2 separate regions of the Homo sapiens genome follow, and region 1 is linked to region 2. A link is an interaction called in ENCODE POLR2A ChIA-PET data of the cell type or tissue named here. Cell type or tissue: HCT116. All regions are shown on one strand. Links, peaks and the distances in the headings refer to the core of each region. The heading gives the core; the rest is flanking DNA.

The links. Peaks named below come from ENCODE experiments on the same cell type or tissue, not always from the same donor. Only the 100,000 strongest peaks of a DNase experiment are listed, where the experiment ranks them.
Region 1: POLR2A ChIA-PET joins it to region 2 with 8 read pairs; 2 of 35 experiments call an interaction of 5 or more read pairs at or near these places.

The regions. Positions count from the first base shown.
Region 1 is chr10:28,078,281-28,089,588 of GRCh38, reverse strand. All of the region lies in intron 12 of MPP7 (MAGUK p55 scaffold protein 7), which reads left to right. Among named protein-coding and RNA genes, the nearest start is that of SNORD130, 11 kb to the right of the region's middle. RefSeq lists an enhancer at 1-782. In HCT116, for the core only: no CTCF peak of the experiment used is centred there; no DNase peak of the experiment used is centred there; H3K27ac peaks cover 7,536 bases.
Region 2 is chr10:27,769,963-27,781,270 of GRCh38, reverse strand. No RefSeq gene overlaps it. Among named protein-coding and RNA genes, the nearest start is that of MKX, 30 kb to the right of the region's middle. In HCT116, for the core only: no CTCF peak of the experiment used is centred there; no DNase peak of the experiment used is centred there.

The DNA.
Region 1 (11,308 bases), core at 1,798-9,797, 310 kb before region 2:
TTTTCAAGCTAAAAATCTCCTCCCCTTCAACACCTTTTGTCTTGTCTCTGAAACAAAATCTTTAGTTTTTTGTACGTAATTGACTTGCAGAGACTTTTAAGACATTTCTGAAGAACGGTACTGTCGTTTTAGTGGAACCTTTGTCAAGTGGGGATAGCAAACACTGTTGTAATATATGAAGCATACATCAGGGCAATTAAATAATAGAAGTGAATATTTTTGAACACAATGCAAGTTCGTTTCAAAGCATTTTGAGGCAGCAGCATGGTACAAGCTTCAGATGGCATTTAGACCTTCAGTGAAATAAAGTATTACAGCAGAGTTCTAGGATATTTCAAGCTAGAGAGTCAGCAAAGTCGCTTTAAAGTTGATAATTGGCTGGGTGCCGTGGCTCACACCTTTAATCCCAGCACTTTGGGAGGCCAGGGTGGGAGGATCACTTGAGGTCAGGAGTTTGAGACCAGCCTGGCCATCATGGTGAAGCCCCATCTCTACAGTGAAGCCCCATCTCTACATTGAAGCCCCATCTCTACAAAAATACAAAAATTAGCCAGGCGTGGTAGCACAGTCCTGTAGTCCGAGCTACTCAGGAGGCTGAGGCAGAAGAATCCCTTGAACCTGGGAGGTGGAGGTTGCAGTGAGCCAAGATCGCGCCACTGCACTCCAGCCTGGGTGACAGAGCGAGACTCTGTCTCAAAATAAAAAGGCAGTTAATAAAGGAATGTGGGTATTTTCACAAACATCGATTGCCTTGACTCAGATTTGCATCCTAGCATCTATCTTGTGCACCCTTCACAGATGTGAGTAGCCACAAGCTCCATGTATCTTCACTTCATCCTCAATGCATTTCTTTAAAAATGTAGCGAGAGATATTTAAACTTCCAGGATCAAAGCCAATGATTTTAGAAAAGTTTTGGAGTAGAAGAGCATGGTGTCTCTTAGTGTTAGTACATTCTCACACTGCTATAATTACCTGAGACTGGGTAATTTATGAAGAAAAGAGGTTTAATTGACTCACAGTTCCACAGGCTATATAGGAAGCATGACTGGGAGCCCTCAGGAAACTTAACAAGCATGGCAGAAGGTGAAGGGGAAACAGGAGCGGGCTTCACATGGCAGCAGGGGAGAGAGAGAGTGAGAGCGACAGGGGACGTGCCACATACTTTTAAACCATCAGATCTCCTGAGAACTCATTATCGTGGGAATATCATGGGAGAAATCTACCTCTGTGATCTAGCTACCTCCCACCAGGTCCCTCCCCCAGCATTGAGAATTACAGTTCAACATGAGACTTGGGTGGGGACACAGAGCCAAACCATATCACTCTTGTTAATTGTTCTTTTATAAACTCGTGATGATACTTATGGAAATGAGAATCAATGGAGAACCTGAGAATTACCCCATCTTAGTAAGATGGAGTCCTTTGAAAGGTTACAACCCATGCTGTTCATTGAGAAATGGTGGGTGACTCATGGGAAATGATGCAATTTCTCACATCTGTAGGTCCTGGAAGTGAACACTAGCATCATTACATATTAAGATTGTTTGCATTATTTTGAAACACATATTCACATACTTCAAAAGAAATTCAAAATTTCCTTTATTAATAATGTCCACATCTCCTAATTCATTTATACTGAGCCTCCTCAAGGAGGAGGAGGAAGAATTTATTTATAGCTTACAGTGCCCTGCTTCTCATCCTTATAGAGGTGTGCTGAGAGAACATGCATTTCCCAGCTCAATGGGGCTACCTGAGACCTCCTGCTCCTCTCCCACCTCACTGTCCCTTCTGTGCTGCCTCCTTCACCAGCACAGATCACAGCAACATCTCTTCTGTCCCTGTTGCCTCTTCTCCTCAGCCAAGGGGAAAGACATGTAATAAAATGGCATTGAGGCTGGGCGCAGTGGCTCATGCCTGTAATCCCAGCGCTTTGGGAGGCTAAGCCAGGAGGATCACTTGAGGTCAGGAGTTCAAGACCAGCCTGCCCAACATGGCAAGACCCTGTCTCTACTAATAGTATAAAAATTAGTCAGGTGTAGTGGCAGGCGCCTGTAGTCCCAGCTTCTTGGGAAGCTGAGGCACAAGAATTGCTTGAACCTGGGAGGCAGAGGTTGCAGTGAGCTGAGATTGCATCACGGTACTCCAGCCGGGGCAACAGAGCAAGATTCTCTAATTAAAAAAAGAAAGAAAGAAAAAAAAAGGCATGTGTTAGTCTGTTGTGTGTTGCTGTAAAGGAATACCTGAGATTGGGTAATTCATAAAGAAAAATGATTTGTTTGGCTGATGGTTCTAATAGCTGGAAGTTTGGGCATCTGGCGAGGGCCTCATGCTGCTTTGACTTGTGGAAGGCGAAGGGAATCCTGTGTGTGCAGAGATCACGTGGAGAGAGAGGAAGCAGGAGTGGTGGGATGTCAGGCTGTTTTTAACAACCAGCTTTCTTGGGGGACAAATAGAGTGAAAACTCACTCACTGCCTCACGCCAGGGAGGGCATTAATCTATTCATGAGGGATCTGCTCTTATGACCCAAACACCTCTCCTTGGGCCCCACTTCCAATGCTGGGATCAAATTTCAACACGCAATTTGGGGGGACAAACATCGAGACTATAGCTAGAGGGAAAAATAAAATGGGAAACTTCATTATCTTGGAGGCCACCTCTCCAGATTTGACTCCATCTACACTCTGCCTGGTTTTGTTTGCCTTTCAGAGTCCCTAGGTTGTTGCCTTTTGTGCGCTGTCCAGAGGTTTGGGCTGTATTCAGCGGGGGATAGACTCTGGTGGGCTTTCCCCGATATAGTGGATCTGGAACTCTCTGAAGCTTTAAACTCCTCTGACACAACTTGGCCTTTCTTCATGGGTGTGCCTTAATCAGCCTCCTCAAAACTGTGTAATGGAACCCCAGCCCTACTGGTCAGCAGTTGAAACGGTCGTCAGGACAAAAGAATATCACAGCATCATTCCAGCTACCTTTTGAGGCAAAATAATGCTCCCAGAATTATATATCACCACATTCTATTGTCAGCCAAAAATCATAGAATGACCTGAGGTATTTTCGCTTCTCCTGTCTGAATGCTAATTGTCCTGATCCGTGATCACTGATTGCACTAAAATTCATCTGGCTGAAATCATCAGTAAAGAGATTAATTGTATGCACTTCAGTTGCCCTGTTTCCCCTTTGGCCTTTGGGTTCCTGGTACCCGAATTCTGAATTGAATGTGGACTCTGTTTTGGGGCCAAGTGCTTTGCTTTTTTTCTTTCATTGTTTTCTCTTCTTTCTTTCTTTACTTTCCTTTAAATTCTGGGATACATGTACAGAATATGCAGGTTTGTTACATAGGTATACATGTGCCATATGGTGGTTTGCTGCACCCATCAACCCGTCATCTAGGTTTTAAGCCCTGCATGTATTAGGTATTTGTCCTAATGCTCTCCCTCCCCTTGCCCCCACCCCGCAGGCCCTGATGTGTGATGTTCCCCTCTCTGTGTCCATGTGTTCTCATTGTTCAACTTCCACTTATAAGTGAGAACATGCGGTGTTTGGTTTTCTGTTCCTGTGTTAGTTTGCTGAGAATGATGGTTTCCAACTTCATCCATGTCTCTGCAAAGGACATGAACTCATCCTTTTTTATGGCTGCATAGTATTCCATGGTGTATATGTGCCACATTGTCTTTATCCAGTGTATTATTGATGGGTATTTGGGTTGGTCCCCTCCCTTTTCTCACTTTATTTTTTAATTCCCAGCAGAATCCTAAAGCCTTTTTTTTCTAGCCCTGTGATATCAATCCTATTGCAATGACTGCTGTTTCTGTCTCCTGTTTGAAATTCCTTAAGTTTGATTCCTGATTCTCAGAGATTTCCCCTTTGTCTTCCAACAGGGATATTCCCTCGACATAGTCCTAAACTGGAGATGCTAAATACTGATGCTCCCAAGTGGCACAGTCAGTGAACGTTTATATTGCCTTTGATAGGTGCTTCTGCCAATGAGTGTTTCCTCATTCTCTATAGATTTCCAGGCCTTAAGTAAATAATTAATTGCATTGCTTCAATGACAACCAAAATATCTGTTTGAACTTCTTAGGTTTCTCTGCTACTAAGATCTAACTGTCATGTTTCACTACCCTCTGCTGTTCCCAACTCCTTTCAAACAGTCTCAAGCAAGTTTTTAAATTTTAACTTGTTTTTAAGAGGGTCCTGTCCTTCCTCCATGCTATATAATAACAGTAACTAAGAGCTATGAGTGTATTCCTTCAGTCCTCATCATGACTACATGGTAAATACTCTTATTATTCCCTGTTTTACAGATGAAGAAACTGAAGCACAGAGAGAAGTAGGTAACTTGTCTAAGATCCTGAAGCATTAAGTTACAGAACCGATTCAGACCCCAGCAGGTGGACACCAGAACCCTACTTCTTATCTTACTGTAGAATATGGCTTCCAATCTTAAAATTAGGGCAGTACTTGACACTGTGCTGGATCTAAATATCTTACTTTTTAAAAAATCTCCTTGATTAAAGGACTGTTCATTCATTTTCCTGACAGATACCTCCTTGCTTTGTGAAAGTTTAGATGTGAGTCTAGTGAAAGCGTTTATGTTCACTTGAATCCTGCCCACGTCTACAACTTGAGTTTCCAATGTAGGTCTCCCTAGGTCAGTTCAATAGGCTTGGTGGGCTCACCTCTCTCTTTCCTACACGCTAATTCTGCACACTGTCTAGGCAGGGTTTCTTACTGCACCTGTCATTACTATTTCACTGCCCTGCTCCTTAAAATTTTTCAATAAATTCCTAAAGTGCTGATTTTCCTGGTCTTTCCCTCTCAAATTTGTTCACATTTCCCATGGTCAACCTGGGATAAGTCTTCCACTTACCACGAAAGGTTATATTCATAATCTGTCTACTGCCTTCAGAGTTCAGAGATTGTCTCTCAATAGTTTTTTGATTGCCATAGATAGAGGTAGTCTTGGAGAATATACAGAGGGAGGAGCTCCTGCCCTTCTCCTCTGACCTCCAGACCCTATTCCAGGGCTTGTCAGATTTAACATGCATTCTGGTCACCTGGAGGTCTTGTTAAGATGCAGTTTCTAATCTGGTAGCCTGAGGTGGGGTCAGAGAGCCTGCATTTCTAACAAGCTCCCAGATGATGCTGTTGCTGCTGGCCTGATTAATTAGGGTACATTTTGCTTTTCCCCTATTGCTGCTGGTTCAGATGCAGATGCTGTGAGGTCTGGTGCTGTGCACACAGGGAGAAGCCTTGTTGCTCTGTTTGAATGGGTTCAGTTGCCATTGCCTTCTTTGGTTAGTGATTGTGAATTGGCTGCCATTTATTTTGATTTTCTACTTTTCTTGGCATTGTATTTCAGTTTTGTGCTTTCTCATGTATGCCTTATAATGATGGCTTAGAAACTTTTGGTTTCCTCTTAATCTTTCTGCTGTTCAGGATTTGCTCAGCAATATTTCAGGTTTTGGCTTGTCTGTTTTGATCAACAGATTTGTTATGATTATTAGCCTTTAGTCTGAAATTCCTCTAGGAAAATTAACTTTATGTGAAACTCTTTAGCCCCTAACACGTTCTTTTCCTATTTTGGAGCAATTGCTGGTATAAGGCAGTATTTCTTAAATCTGTGACAATTGGATTATAACAGAACAGACTTAATGGAGAATATTCATTTTATTCTTTTTGTCATGTTAGATCACATTTTCTCTTCAGGCGAATTGTATTTCCTGTGTCTCTATATAAAAAATAGAGTAAAGGCCAGGTGCGGTGGCTGATGCCTGTAATCCCAGCACTCTGGGAGGCCGAGGCAGGCAGATCACTTGAGGTCAGGAGTTCGAGACCAGCCTGGCCAACATGGTGAAACCCTGTCTCTACTAAAAATACAAAAATTAGCCAGGTGTGGTGTCGGGCGCCTGTAATCCCAGCTACTCGGGAGGCTGAGGCAGGAGACTCACTTGAACCCAGGAGGCAGAGGTTGCGGTGAGCTGAGATCATGCCAGTGCACTTCAGCTTGGGGAACAAGAGCGAAGCTCCATCTCAAAAAAAAAAAAAAAAAAAAAAGAGGAAGAAAATCATGTAAGCATGGTATATTAATGCAAACTTCTTAGTAATAGTTCTACTAAAGAAAAGATCTAGAAACTTTCCAGAATCAAGAATGCCTGTACAGCTGGAGGCTTGGAAATTTCAGCCCCCTGGTGTCATTAACAGAACATTCCACCTCTACCCCACTGTGGCCTGTGTACAGCACGACACTGTACAGTGGGATCTGGTGATGGCCAAGGCGGTTTTATGTAACTGTCCTTCAGAAGTATTCCCTATTATTTGCTTTCTTCTTTGTATTCCTTACTCAGAAACCCTTTCAGCTTATGTGTATGGCACATTGGAAGTATCAGAAGCTTAGAGCCTGTTACGTGGAGAAATCCCCATCTCTTTATATCCTGTGAGGCAGGATAATATAGAAGATGAGAGATGAGCCTCTGGGACAAGATGGCTGCCTTCCAGTCCTGTGATGCCCTTCAGTAGTCACATGACACGGGAACAATTCAAATTTTCTCTGGGCTTCAGTTATTCATCTGAAAATTTGAGATAATAAAAACACCTACTTTCTAGGTTTGTTTTGAGGGTTAAACAAAATAATCTGTGCAAAGATGCAGGCCAATTCATGCACCTAGTATGGTTTTAATAAGAAATATTTATTGCCCAGCATAGTGGTGCATGCCTGTGGTCTCAGCTGTTCGGGAGACTGAGGCAGAAGGATCACTTGAGCCCAGGAGCTCAAGACCAGCTAGATACAGTGAAACCTCGTCTCTAAAAATAAAAAAAGAGACTGAGCGCAGTGACTCACACCTGAATTCCCAGCGCTGAGGGAGGCTGAGGCAGGGAGAGTGCTGGAGGCCAGGAGTTCAAGCCCAGTCTGGGCAACATAGTGAGACTCCATCTTTATAAAAAACAAAACAAAATAAAATAAAATTAGCCAGGCAAGGTGGTGTGTGCCTGTAGTCCCAGCTACTTGGGAAGCTGAGATGAGAGGATTGCATGAGTCAGTGAATTAGAGATTACAGAGAGCTGTGGTTATACCACTGCACATTCTGGGCTGGGCAACAGAGTCTAAAAGAAGAAGGAGGAGGAGGAGGAAGGATAAGGAAGGAGGAGGAAGGAGGAGAAGGAGAGAAGGAGGAGGAGGAGAAGGAGAAGAAGGGGAAGAAGAAGGAAGAGGAGGAGGAGGACTTACATATTAACTAAACATAATAAGATAAACATGAAATGTTCAAATATCAGTAGGCTTCTACTGGTTTTGAACCTCAGTGTTAAAACACTTATTAGATTATCTAGAAGTTTATCATCTGAAATAGGTAATGAAGCCATGGACACAAATTTTGGAAATTCTGGGTTATTCCTGAATTAACTGTTTACTGTTTAGTTTATGATTATAGAAACGTTGTATACATAGGAATTTATTTCCTTGGCTCCTACAATGTGTATTTATGTAGGAAGATGGAAAAAGTATAAGTGTCATAGTCCTCCTTGGAAATAATTTCTGGCTGGGTGCAGTGGCTCATGCCTGTAATCCCAGCACTTTTTGGGAGGCTGAGGCAGGTGGATCACCTGAGGTCAGGAATTCAAGACCAGCCTGGCCAACATGGTGAAACCCGTCTCTACTAAAAATACAAAAATTAGCCAGATGTGTTGGCAGTCACCTGTAGTCCCAGGTATTTAGGAGTCTGAGGCAGGAGAATCACTTGAACCTGGGAGTTGGAGGTTGCACTGAGCCGAGACTGTGCCACTGAGTGACAGAGCAAGACTCTGTCTCAAAAAAAAAAAAAAGAGAATAATTTTTTGCCCAGTGTTTCCAAAGCCATTGGGAAAAGTGACACTTGCTTTGAAACCGTTTCATAAATATTGTTGAGAAAATACAAAATATTATTTTTCTATATTATCATAATGCTATATGGTTTTTATTCTTATATTTAATGATCAAGAAATAATAATAGACCAAGTTGTTACCATGGCAAAAATACAATAATGGAGGACTTTGAGCTGTGATCAGAAGTATTATAATTTTCTCTTCATTTTGAAAATGTATTCTTCTTAAGCCTCATTTTAGCCACCAAAACATCTCAATGACAGTTTCTGTTAAATTTCCTTCTGCATTTAAAAGCATTTTCTAGAAAGTATGTTGAAACCAAATGTCAGGCTTTTAATACATTTTCCTACATGACAAGTCTTATCTTCAGTGAAACCCAACTTTTTGAAAAGTAAAGTAATAAAGTCAAATAATGTGTGTGTGGGTGAGGGAGGGAGCAGGGAGAAGACTTAGGTGTTAAAAAGCAACTAAAACACTTTTCACGTTTAAGCCAAAACAAGAGCAAAAATTCATCTTGTGGATATTCAGACAATTTGCGACTTGTTCTGTCTGGCTGGGAGGTACAAGAGAAACTAATAATAAATCTTTCTGTATATTTCACATTTTTAGCTTGAGCATCAGTACTATTCTGCTCTCCTTTGTGCTGAATCTTATGTGCTGCCCAAAGACTGCTTGCAGAGGTAATTTGAATAAACAGGCATTTATTATAAGACTGTCACTATTTTTTCATAAAACTGTGGCATAACACAAAGCCTCCCACATAAAGCAGAGTGCAAAGTAAGTGCTCAAAACTAAATGTGTTAGTGTGTTTATTAGAATTCTCATATCTTTTGTTGCACTTTGATGGAAGGCTTGTAGAATTAGAGTTGGCTCTGGAGGATTTTATATAGATAACTGTAAAACTGAAAGTCATAATGAAATTCCTGAGAATGTGATGGATTTAAAATTATAACCCTTGTATGTAAAAGGTAAATGTGATCTTCACTGGAGTCACAGTTGGCTTTTTATGCCGTTGGCCAATCTTAAATATTTATTTTCAGACTTCATTTCTGGGCATAAACCACAAATCTGTTCATTCAACTGAGTTTTACGGTGTACCAGCTATGCCAGGCACTGTTCTGAGCACACAAACATTTTTGCCCTTGTGCCATTTATGTTCTAATGGGAGAAGATGGACCAAAACCATATTTATAATAAATTAGTAAGAAATGATAAAATCACTTGTACAGTTGTTAGAAGGCGATAAGTCTATGGAAGAAAGTAAAGTGGAATGGGATAAGGGGAATGGAGAGTTGGGGACACAGACAGGATAGATTTTGAATTGGGAGCTTGGTGGCCCCATTCTGAGCAAACTCTGAAGTAAGGCAGTTTCTCATGCCCCCGTCTACTTAGCCACGGAACACTCAGGGATGATTTTATTTTGACCTCTTAATTTTATTGCACTCTTGTCATAGTTTTGAAGTAGAGTGAGATGAGTATTTTAGTCAGTCTATATAAGCGTAGAGTAAATAGCTGCCTGGAAAAAATGGTGCTCTTTCAATAAGCTTCCCACTTTTTACTTTTCTTTTGTTTTCCTTCCTTCCTTCTTTTCTTTTCTCTTCTTTCTTTTCTTTTTCTTTCCTTTCCTTTCCTTTTCCCCTCCCCTCTCCCTCCCTCCCCCTCCCCCTCCCAATCTTGGCTCACTGCAACCTCTGCCTTCTGGGTTTGAGCCATTCTTCCGCTGGGATTATAGGCACCCCGCACCACACCTGGCTAATTTTTAAATTTTTAGTAGAGATGGAGTTTCACCATGTTGGCCAGGCTGGTCTGGAACTCCTGACCTCAGGTGATGCGCCCGCCTCGGCCTTCCTAAGTGATAGGATTATGCCCATCCATATGCTTATTCTTTATGACTGTCATTTAAAATATACACATGTGCCACATTTCATTGATTTCAGTAATTATTTTCACAATAGTAATACATATTGCTGTTCAAGTAAATGTTTATTCATTCGCTCAGAATGTGCACTAACATGTAAATAAGTACAGAATTGAAGGTTCAAAACACAACGCCTGAGACCATGGCCATTAACAGGTTTTTTGTTTTTTTGTCAGTATAAGAACATTATACCTGGTATTTCAAATCATTCTTTCAGTGCATGTATGGTTTTGGGTGCGCTTCTAGGCGCTGATGTTATTGCCTGAAATCTTTTTCTACTCATTTAGCTTTGTTTTATTTTTTGTTTGTTTTTGTTTTGTTTTTTAGAGAGGATCTTGCTATGTTGCCCAGGCTGGACTCAAACTCCTGGTCTCAGGTGATCTTCCTGTCTCAGCCTCCCAAGTAACTGGGATTACAGGTGCAAACTGCTGCACCTGGCTTGTTTCTTTCTTTTTTTTTTTGTGGTATATGTCTGTATCAGATTTAAAAAAGTAGATTATTTGGGGAGACCATGTTTACAGAATGAAAAACTTGTATGCATCAACTGTGAATTAATTTTGAAAGTATACTGTGCTAGCATTCTAATCAAAATATACTTTTTGTTTTTTATACATAAACATTTGTTACAAATCATAAACACCTAAACATATTTGGGGAATACAAAGAAAATCTGAAACAGAACAATGAAAATACCCTACGTCTCATAATTACATTACATGAAATGAGGCAATAATGTCAACCAATTTCAAGATCATTTGGGGAAAAGGTGTCATGTATGTCTACCTTCTTCTATGTAAATTAAAGCTGAGAATTTGCTATAGATTTTTAACCTTTTTAAGATAAACATAAAAGAATCTTTGCATGTAGTTAACAGTGACTGTTTTCTTAAATTTAAAATCTTAAATAGAAATTGTATTAACATTTTATCGACACCTTAAATGGGCTACGTAACTTTGGTTAAAATGAATGAAACTTTTTATAAAACCATGCAACACATTTGCTTACTTTCAATAAGGAGTTACTAATTAAATGCATAAAAAGGAATTTAAAGTAGTATTATGCTTTTCTAATTATCTTAATTATCCAATTGACACACATTTTTCCCAAGACCTTCACGTAATACAAATTGATACACACAGCTTTATTCTTCCTTTCCAACATGGTTTTATAAATTCTTATGAAATATTTTTTAGATGAAGCAGATAAATACTTACTTACATTTCTGGTTTGGCTATAAACATTCTTTTCAAAGCTAAGAGACACACCAACTTTAGTTTACTGCCTGAATTCCAGATTAATAAGCTCCAAAATCATTTTTAATGTGCCTTTTTGGCTTTTACTTACATATATCATCTTTGTGTTTGATTTTCCTCAGTCCTGAATTGAGAATCCAACACATATGCCCAGTGTCTGTGGCCCAGGCCTGGTCTGCACATCATCCTCATTCAGTTTATATTAGACTTCTCAGAGATTCTGCACAGAGTGAGCTTTGAGATCACCAGATTTGACTTCTGCCACTTTTTGTAGCCT
Region 2 (11,308 bases), core at 1,083-9,082:
TACCCAAAATGAATGACTAACAATAAGGATATGTGCAGTGGTCTACATAAGACATACCTATATCTAATTTTCATGTTAATTTCAGATGGATGTATCAGTAATAGGTCACATTTTGTCAGATATACATAAGTTATTATAATCACTTCACATCTAAGTTTAGAGAAAACAAAATGTCAAATTCAATGCAAAAGATGTGAGACGTGCTTTGAAGCTTTTGAGAGTATTTTGACATTTTATTTAATTAATAAACTCAGATATTTCACAACATTGGCAAAATAAGTGTTTATATCCATTCTGTTCATGTCAGTTTGTTTCAGACATCTTAGACACTAAACATGGCTTTTAAAGAAAGTCTACTGCAAGAACTTCACCAAGACTGATACCCCAACTCCTTCCAAAAATTGTGGCTATTTCCCTTTTCTCTGTCTCTATCCCATGATGTGGAGGATCAGATTAGTACTCCCAGAAAAGGAGTAGGAGGAATGTAAAACTAGGAAAAGACAAAAATGAATTGGCCTCACCTATGGTTGTAAAAAGAGTAACCAGTTAATCAATAGCAATAATATCCATATGCATCTCAATTTTGATGAAAAATCTGTGACTTTTATTGATGCTAATTTGATTGGTTTTAAGTGCTGTTTTCCTCATAATGTTCCAGAACAAAACATGCTCTTGCTAAATAGCTGCTCTCTTTGCACGCCCCCGCACCCAAGGCCATCAATGACCGAGAAGCCTGGACACAGGCTCTCTCTATTGCGAGAACCTCAAAAACTACAGTGACCCTCCCAGGCGACTGAGACTGAGTCTACAAGGGCCATCCCAGTGGCCTGAACCATCTTGCTTTTATTCTTTAAATAGACCCATGTCTGTGGGGTAACTGTCCTTTTCTGACTCAAAACTTCTTCCAGAGCAATGTGTTTAAGTGTGTCCTACAAAAGAGGGGAGTACTTTTACCCACAAAATGGGTCAGTCAATTTAACAAGTGGGCATCTTTTGAGATATTTCAGAAATCGAGCTGGAGTTTTTCAAAGCAAGGAAATTTGGTATCGGTGCCAAGGGAGAGGATTTAACTTCTTTTTCTTACTAGTTTTTCCTTCTCTTCTTTTTATCACTATACTTCTCCTGCAACATTCCTTGAGGAAGTCGTGCTCATAAAAGACACATTCTGGTTACCTACTGGCCTCTGTGAAAGCAAACTGTGTAGTCACGACAGATCCATCTAGACAGACAAGAAAGGGTCGAAGCTCTGCAACATTTAAGGTCTCTGATCACCAAAAGGAGGCAACGATTTAAGCAATGGAAAACCCTCATCCTGCCCGGATGGATGACGGGGTTCCGAATGGCAGGCCTTATAGACGGTGTGTGAAAACTATCCCAGGGAGCTTACGAGTTTCTTCCAGGTTTAAAGGGCCTGTTAACACTGAGCCACATGAAAAAATAATACTCCGGAGGGTTTTTCCCTCCTCTCCGTGATGTGATTAACATCTGAAACTACTCAAATTATGCTCCAATGAGGAAAACTTAAACAAGAAAAAGTTCCCTTGAGCATTAAAAGAATCCACTTGTTTTGTAATCTGCACTTTTATTCCCAGAAGCCCTTTCATTCCAGGTCTAATTCTGCGGGATCTTCAAGTCCTGCATACTTTGATGTTAGTATCAATCTTATTGGTGGACAGTCACAAGTTTTTGAAGTATTTTGAAAGCAGTTTCCTGCTAATAGCACAGACACATGAGCTTTGCATGTCAATCCTTTGATGGGGAAAATATCTGACTGGATTTGGACACTCACAGTTTTGCTTATAGTTACTCTGCCAGGTTTCATCATCGGAATTTGGCAGTTTATCTTCTTTCTATCTTTCCTTTTTTTTATTTTTTAAATTTTTTTCTCTTTTGATCTCTACATGCTTATATAGAATTTTAATTTAATAATCACCTAGGCAAAAGAGATGCTACTTTGAAAATTAATTTTTTTTCAAAGACAGCCAGGCATATAGTAGAAAAATCTGCATGTTGAAGTCAGGCAAGTCAAGTGAGATCCGATGGCTTAAAGAAGCCACCAACCTCTCAGAGTTGCCTCAGTTTACTCATTCCTAAAATGGGGTTAACCAGGACTATTTAAAGCAGAATTTCTAAAACTTTATTCATATATGGAAACTTTAAGGAAAAAAAGATGCCTAGAGTGTTGATTCAAAGTGTTTTCTGATTTAATGTTGCTGAGCTATGCATAAACATAAATCTAGGTATAAGTTCTTTATGCTTATTTTAACTTCTTATACCAATTATATTAGTTGGCTACTATGGAAATAATGCTACATAACTGACAACCCCATAAATCTTGGTAAATTACAAATACAAATATTTGTGTTTTCTATTCACAGTGGGGTTTGGCTGATCTCAGCTGGGCCAGGTGAGGATTAGCACCAGGTTGCAAGTAGATTCAATTCTGCTTCCTCTGTCTTCATTGCAGGATCAGAGGCTACGTGAGGTATGGTTGTTTTGTTTTGTTTTTAATGATGTATCCCAAGACCGCAGAGGCCACGTCAAATTATGAATACACATTTAGAGTCTCTTCCTGTGTCATATTTGCTGATATTCCAGCCAAGTCCAGCCTTAATGGGTCAGGGAAGTATACTCTGCTTACCCTGGGAGAGGTACTGCAAAGACCCATGGCAAAGATCATGGAGGTATAAATCCGTAACAGGGAGAAAGGGAAGGACTGGCAGCAATAGTTCAATCCACAATTTTTCTTAGATTATCATTATTCATGGCCGGGCATGGTGGCTCACGCCTGTAATCCCAGCACTTTGGGAGGCCAAGCGGAGGTGGATCACCCGAGGACAGGAGTTTGAGACCAGACTGGCCAACATGGCAAAACCCCGTTTCTACTAAAAATACAAAAATTAGCCAGGCATGGTAGTGTATGCCTGTAATCCCAGCTGCTCAAGAGGCTGAGGCAGGAGAATCGGTTGAACCTGGGAGGTGGAGGTTGCAGTGAGCCGAGACCGGGTCACTGCACTCCAGCCTGGGTGACTCTGCCTCAAAAAAAAAAAAAAGATTATAATTATTCACTTTGCTCCTATATGTGATGTACTTCCCCTGCCCCTCAAGACACACCACAAGCCTTAACCAGTCATGGCATGGGGCTCAAAGTTCAGAATCTTGTGCTCGTCACTGAGATGTGGCTCTTCTTGATTGAGATATTCATAAACTAAAAAGACAAGGTATCTGTCAGCCTATATTCCCAACATACAAGGGTGAAACAGGGTTGAGGAATAGCAGCAAATGCCCTTCTTTTAAAAGGGGAAGACTGAGAAGATAGATAGTGATTACTGGGCCATAGGAATTCTGAAATCCTGCTATGAGAGTATTGACCAGTTTCCCCACTGGGGCAGGGATTGTTCTTTGGAGCAATGCCCCAATCCACTGTTCTCCATGTCCTAGCTCTGTCTCTGGCACAGCCTTCCTTTTCCATTATTTTTCCTGGCCACATCTGAAAAGAGTACAATCATCCCTCGGTATCCATAGGGGATTGGTTCCAGGACCCCCTCTCTTTGGATGCCAAAATCTGTGGATGCTCAAGTCCCTGATAGAAATGCCCTAGGATTTGCATATAACCTGCACACATCCTCTTACATACTTTAAATCATCTCATAGGTTACGTATAATACCTAATACAATGTAAATGCTGTGTAATAGATGTTACTATGTATAATACCTCATACATAGTAGATGCTATGGAAACAATACTGTGGTTTTTTATTCATTTTTTTATTGCTGCATTATTTTTATTGTTTTCTTTTTCAAATAATTTTGATCCATAATTGGTTGAATCCACCCATGCGGAACCCGTGGATACAGAGGGCCAACTGTATTGGAGGACGTGAGAGCAGCTCTCTCACCCACTTCCTACCTATAGAAAGCTGGGAGCCTAGAGCTCTTTTTTTCATCTCAAAGTCAGTCTCTTAATCTAGCAACATTTTTGCAAATACAGCTCTCTCAAAAACCTGTTAGGTTTTGATGCAGTTAATTTCAGACATTTCCATGTACCAAAAACCACACTTGTAATTCTTTGTGAGGCACATCTCTTTCTCTCTAAACTTTAATTACAAGTACTTTGCGTGCATCAGGCATCAGTGATCCCACTTACTGGTCCACTTAAAAGTTGTTATGTCCAGGGAAAAGTACCTACTGTTAGTTTTGTTGTGACGAGTTTGCGCCTGGATTGTGTCATTTTTCTGAGGCTATTTTCATAAGTCTTTCAAATGCAAGATATTTTTCAATTTTATATTTTACTGATTGAAAATGAGAAACAGCTTTATTCATCAACTCGACAGCTTCTGGAATTTCTAGGCTTGCTACATTCCCTATCAATTTTGCTTGAAAACTGGCCAATTCTTTTCTGAGCTTATCTCTTGTGGCACTTTTTCAAATGCTGAGAATTGCAGCCTGTTCACGTTATCAACATTCTGATTCAGAATCTCCTTGCCAGTGCCACAAGTTCATTAGATAACACCTTTTGCCTTCTCGGTCATCAAAAATGATAGTTTTGCCCAAATATTTCACTGCCCCATGGTGTTACAGTAGGTCGTCAGGCAGACATATGTAGGGCAGGAGAGGGCCCCCCACCAGGAATCTCAAGTGACCATCAGGTGATGGTCAGGCCATTGTTAACCATCTCTCTAAAAGAATGATTGGCTGCAGATGGTGCCAGGAAAAGGCAGTCTCCCAATAGATAGAAACACCTGAAATATGATCAGCAGCTTCCTGATAAGATCTCGGGAGTCGGGTGAGCGGGCTCAAGCATGCACACTAAGAGGCAAAATGGCAGAGTTTACCAGGTAAATGACCTTCTTCTAGGAACCCTTGGCTGGTAAGGAAAGAACGCCTCAAGTGAGCATGCATACAACTCCAGTAAACACACTGCACGCTCACCTCCCAAGTGTTGGCAGGCCACTGTGCATGTAGACATCCCACCCCAAAGGAAGAATCAGGAAAGAAGGGATGCAAGACCCCAGAAGTATGCCAATGTATAAGATCCCAAGTCAAAGGTCCAAACATGTCCTTGAACTCTCGTCACCTGCTTGGCCCTCTTCCAAGTATACTTTTCTTCCTTTTGTTCCTATTCTAAAGCTTTTTAATAAACTTTCACTTCTGCTCTAAAACCTGTCTTGGTCTCTCCCTCTGCCTTATGCCCCTCAGTCGCATTCTCCCTTTTGAGGAGGCAAGAATTGAGGTGGCTGAAGATCCGCACCGATTCACCACTGCTAACAATGGTACAGGTTGTCTTGTTTTCCAGCCTCCTGTAACATTCTGTTTTCTCTAAGGTGAGGTATTGCAAAGTCTAGACAAAGGGCTTGGTTGTAGAATCCTATAATGGAGACGGAGTAAAAAATGGAGGAGAATAATTTACCACACTGATATAAATCAAAGCAAAAAAATGAAACTCAAAGAAACAGTATTAACTTAATGTGACACTGTTGTCTTATATCAAATCATAGCTCAAAATATGAATATGATGCATGTTCTTTGGGATATGACTTTACTACATGTGCCAGATAATAACTAAAATATCTTAGCACTATTCTGTATTTGAACTCCTGCAAAGCCATCATTGATTTCATACACAATGAGGTTGTCTTGACCAAAATACCTCATATTATATGAAATGAATGTATATGCATGTCATTTATATATTAAGTCTGGCTTTGTGCCTTTCTCATGAGCATACTTCAGTTAAAGTAGCACAATGGACTACTTTGTGTGACACTCTCATTATAAGTGTTGATTATAAAGTAATCTTTCTGATGATTCAGAATATGTTCACATTAACCAGGCTCATATTATTTCTGACATGAAACACAAGCATTTTTCAATCTTACCACTCATGTACTACTGAGAATATGGTCTGTAGATCCCTAAGCTGAGAACATTGATCTGTAAGGTTATTGGGGGTTTTAAATGACATGACATTGTTTAAAGAGCTTAGCACAATACCTGAGTAAGTGCTCAATAACTTTTAGTTTCCTTCCCTTCCCTTTTCACTTTATAGATTAGAGTTTCATAGTCCACTGTGAGCATTAATTTGTCCAGCTCTGCCTTCAGGTGGAACATCTGTATAAATCCAGCTTTGTGAGTATTTTTAAACTGAGAGATTTCCCATCTGTTTTGGAGTTATAGCAGCCCACATTAGCCTCACTTGAGCTCTTAATGATATATGTGTGATGAAAACAAGACGTTTTAATATGTAAGTATTCATAGCCTCCTTCATTCCTGTCTGTGCAGATTCTACCCCTCCCCCCACAGTCTTAGGAATTCTTTCTTTGCCAGTCTAGTTCTTGGTATTTTTGTAATGCAAAATTAGGAGGCAGGGAGAGCAACTGGGCCAGAGATGCCTGAAGAAAAGGGAAAGGATTTTTGCTTTCTGGGTCGGCCCTGGGTTCTCTATTGTGCAGAATCCAGGTAATGAGCAAAGCAGAGATGAAACTATAAAAAGAAGCCTAATTCCAAATTGATATAAATAAGAAAGATTTTGAGGTGGAGGCAGGAGGAAGAAGACAGAAAAGCCATGCTAGATTGATGTTGGGAGAATTTGGAAAGTTTAGGGAGAGTCTGCAACAAATATGGAGCTTGTGGAAGAGAGATGATATTTCCGAAAGTATTTTTGTGGGTTATAACACAGATCCCCTTTAAAACTGAGAAATACACATAAAATATTAAAATTCCTTCTAAGTTACTGCTATGGTTTGAGTGTTTGCACCCTCCCAAACTCATGTCAAAATTTATTTCCCATTGTAACAGTAAAGGGTTGAGACCTTTAAGAGGTGATTAGGCCATGAGGGCTCTGACCTCATGAATGGATGGATTAATGGCATTTTCTTAGAAGTGGGCTTTTATAAAAGGATGAATTTGCCTCTTCTGGTTCTAATGCTCTTTAGTTCTTTCTGTGCGTGTCTCTTTCTCCCATATGATGCCTTCTGCCATTGTATGACACAGCAAAAAAGCCCTTGCCAGATGCCACTCCATCTTGGACTTCCCAGGCTCTAAAACCATGAGCCAATAAATTTCTGTTCACCATAAATTACCCAGTCTGTGCTATTCGACTTTAGCAGCACAAAATTGACCAAGTTACTTTTGGCTGCTGGAGTCTAGATTTCCTCAGATGAGACAATATACTAAGACCTATTCATATGAACAATCCCTCTACACACACACACACACACACACACACTCACTCCACACACACATACTCTTTGTATTTGGATTATATACAGTCCTTCCTAACTAAACAGCATCAGGATTACATATTTATTACTATATAAAGTTTGACAAAATTACCAGGTTCATTTTCTGGAGTGTGTTCTGTGTATTTAGTTTAAGATTTTCATATAAACATTCTTTCCAAGAATGGAAAGTTAATAATATTTATATCACTTGTGTTTCACTGTTTGTCCGACTTCAAAATGCATTTTGAAACTTTTAGGCAAGTTTATACACACACACAGAGTCACACAGTGTGGAAGATAGCTAATTTATCCCCAGGTCCCCCTCCCTCTAGCCCACATAGCTAGAGACTGCATTCTCAGCCTCCCTTGCAGGTCGTTGGCCATTGGACTAGGTTTGTGCCAGTGGAAAGTGAGCAGAAGTGACTGTGCAAGTTCTGCTGCAGGTGCTTAAGAGAAAATTGCTTGCTCTCTAGATTCATTTATTATCCCTTTCTGGTAGGCTAAATTATGGATGATAACCTGAGCCAGTTTCAACCATCTGGATGAGAACAATATCATAGGAGCAATAACATAGAAGGAAGCCAGGTCCTGACTCAATCTTTTGCCCATCCAAGCTGGTTAACCACTTCTTTCCAGACTGTGTGAGAGAGAAGTACACTTCTATTATGTTTGAACCAGTGATGTATAGAAGTATCTGCTATTGCAGTTTAGCCTACACCATAATCAATACACCTAGAAAATGTTGCTTTCAATGCGACAAAACCAAAAATACTCAAGTGGGACTTAACTAAACTAAAAATGCTTCTGCAAAGCCACATAAATAATCCACAGAGTAAACAGAAAACCTGTAGAATGGGAGAAAATATTTGCAAATTATGCCTCTGCAAAAAAACACTAATATCCAGAATCTACAAGACACTCAAACCACTCAACAACAACAAATAACCCCATTAAAAAGGGGGCAAAAAACCATCAACAGACATTTCTCAAAAGAAGATATGCAAGCAGCCAACAAACAATTGAAAACTTGATCAACATCCACTAATCATCAGAGAAATGCAAATTAAAACCACGAGATACTATCTAATACCAGTCAGAATGGCTATAATTAAAAAGTCAAAAAACAACAGATGTTGGTGTAGATGCAGAGAAATTGCATTCACAATTTGCAATTAGGAGAAATGTAAACTAGTACAGCCTCTATATAAAATGGCATGGAGATTCCTCAAAGAACTAAAAATAGAGCTACCACTCAACCCTGCAATCCCACTACTGTATATCTACCCAAAGGAAAAGAGACGATTATATTAAAAAGACTTCTGCACTCATATACTTATTACAACACCATTTACAATAGCAAAGGCATGAAATCAACCTAAGTGCTCATCAATGGATGACTAGATAAAGAAAATGTATATATACACCATGGAATAGTATACAGCCATAAAAAGAGAATAAAATCATGTCTTTTGCTACAACATGGATGAAGCAGGAGGTCATTATCCTAAATGAAATAACTCAGAAACAGAAAATCAAATAATGCGTGTTTTCACTTATAAGTGGAAGCTCAATGATGTGTACACATGGACATAAAAAATGGAAACCATAGACACTAATAATAGTGAGATCTGGGCTCAAACTTCACCATTACTCAATATACACAGGTAGCAAACCTGCATGTGTGCCTCCCGAATCTAAAATAATTTTTTTAAAAAAGAAAATGTTGCTTTCAATTTAAGGAGTTATTGACTAATGGACAATATAACATATATACTCTTCTCTGTATTGTGCAAAAATAAAATCTTTTACAGTAAAAAAATCATTGGAGGTCATGTTTGGAAATTACTATTCACTGATAGGAAAATTAATCTCTTTCTGTACAGTTATGTTGTGATTAAAGTTGAGATGGTCAAAACTAGAGCAAACAAGAGTTGCTAGAGCAACTAGAGCAAACAAACTGGTAGATGCACTATGTTATAGCAGTCATTCACTTACTTATAAAAAACACTGAAAAAATTTCAACTTCTAGTCCAGCATATTCAGAGCTCGGATGTCATCTCTCTTGGGAAAATAAGCTCCACAAACTGAAAACCAGCAACTCTTCTTAGATCCATCATAGAACTGAGATCACAAGGCAAAAACACTGCCCTCAAAATTGGAGAGATAGACAGGTGGATACAGAGAATTCCATCACACGAGGGAGGAAATTCAAGCAGAAACCTCCCTGGGCACCAGAACCAGGGTAGGAAAGCCTAAGTATAATTGACAAATTGCTGGAGGCTCAGTCTGGACAAGTTTGAGAATTAAAAACTCCTGGGGACCTGGTCTTAGAAGGAATGGGGAGCACTTTCAGGAATTTTACCTCTAAGAGCACTCAAGTTTCTCACAGTTAACATCTCAGAAAAAACTCCTCCTGCTTCCAGCAGGGTGTGAGGAAAGTAGCCATTGTGAAATAACACACAGCAAAGACAACCCCAAAGAGAAACTACTTTGTGAGAGCCTAACCTACTGAGGTTTTTCTAAACCCCAAATGATGTAGAGGAAAGGAAATCTCCAACTCCAGCCCCATCTAACCTTCCTGTCTAACCACGGCGTGGTGGTGGTGGGGGACATGAGAAGCACTTGTGAAAGTCGCAGCCCAGGGGCACAGGCTCATTTCAAGACTGAGACCTCCCCCACAGGACTAGAGGAAGCCTCCCCTCTCGACTCCTTATCTTCACACCAGTTGGGCTCCAGTATCACACAGGGGAATACAACTGAAAGAAGTGAGAGTCTCAGATGATATTTCAAGTGTAAGTCTCTAAGGGAAACCTGGAAAATACTGAGTGCCCACTATATACCAGCCAATAGCTTATCTGCCAAAGATACAGTGGTGTTAAACAAAAGCTGTCCTTTCATTGAGCTTACGTGGTAGTAGAGAAAAAAAGACCATAAACAACATAATTTCAATTAGAGGTAAGCGGTATGCAGAGACTAAGAGAAGGGAAGGCCTGGCCAGGCACAGTGGTTCATGCCTGTAATCCCAGTGCTTTGGGAGGCTGAGGTGGGAGGATTGCTTGAGGCCTGGAGTTCAAAACCAGCCTGGGCTGCATAGAGAGACTCCATTTCTATAAAAAAAAATTAAAAATTTTGGGCATAGTGGTGCATGTCTGTAGTCCTAGCTATTGGGAGTGGGGGCTGAGGTGGTAGGATCGCTTGAGCCCAGGTGTTGGAAGCTGCAGTGATCTATGATCACACCACTGAATTCCAGCTTGGGCAACAGAGCAAGGTCCTGTAGAAAGAAAGAAAAAGGAAAGAAGGAAAGAAGGACGGAAGGAAGGAGGGAAGGAACAAAGGAAGGAAGGAAAAAAGGAAGGAAGGAAAAGGGAGAGAGAAAGAAAGAGAGAGAAAGAGGGAGAAAGAAAGAAAGAAAGAGAAAAGAAAGAAGAAAGAAAAAAGAAAGAAAGAAGAAGGAAAAAGAAAGAAAGAAGAAAAGGAAGGCGGGGAGGAAGGAAGGAAGGAAGGAAAAGAAGGAAGGAAAGAAGGAAGGAAGAAAGAAAGAGAAAAAAGAAAGAAGGAAAGAAAGAAGAAGGGAGGGAAGGAGGGAGGGAGGGAAGGAAGGAGAAAGGGAGAAGTGAAGGAGGGAAGGAAGGAGAAAGGGAGAAGTGAAGGAGGAAACGAAGGAGAGAAGGAGGGAGGGAAGGAAAGGAAAGACAGAAAGAGAAAGAAAGGAAGGAGGGAGAGAAGAAGGGAGGGAGGGAAGGAGGGAAGAGAGTAAGAGAGAAAGAGAAAATGGAAGGAAAGAAGGAAGGAAGGAAGGCCTGGAAAGCAATGGGGGAAGAGGGGCACAGCTATTTTAGGTAAGATGGTCAGGGACTATCTCCCTGAGAAGGTGGCTTCTGCACTAAGGCCTGAATGAATTAGAAGCTCAATTTGCAAAAACAGAATATACATTCAGTCCTGTCATCTTTTTGCTCCTGATCCTTGAGGCATGCATGAACAAGCACAGACCCCAGAGAAGTTGACAGAAACATTGTCCAATACTCAATGTATCAGGAAGATCAAGCCCTTGATATCAGATACCTACAATTATTATAGTGTTCATG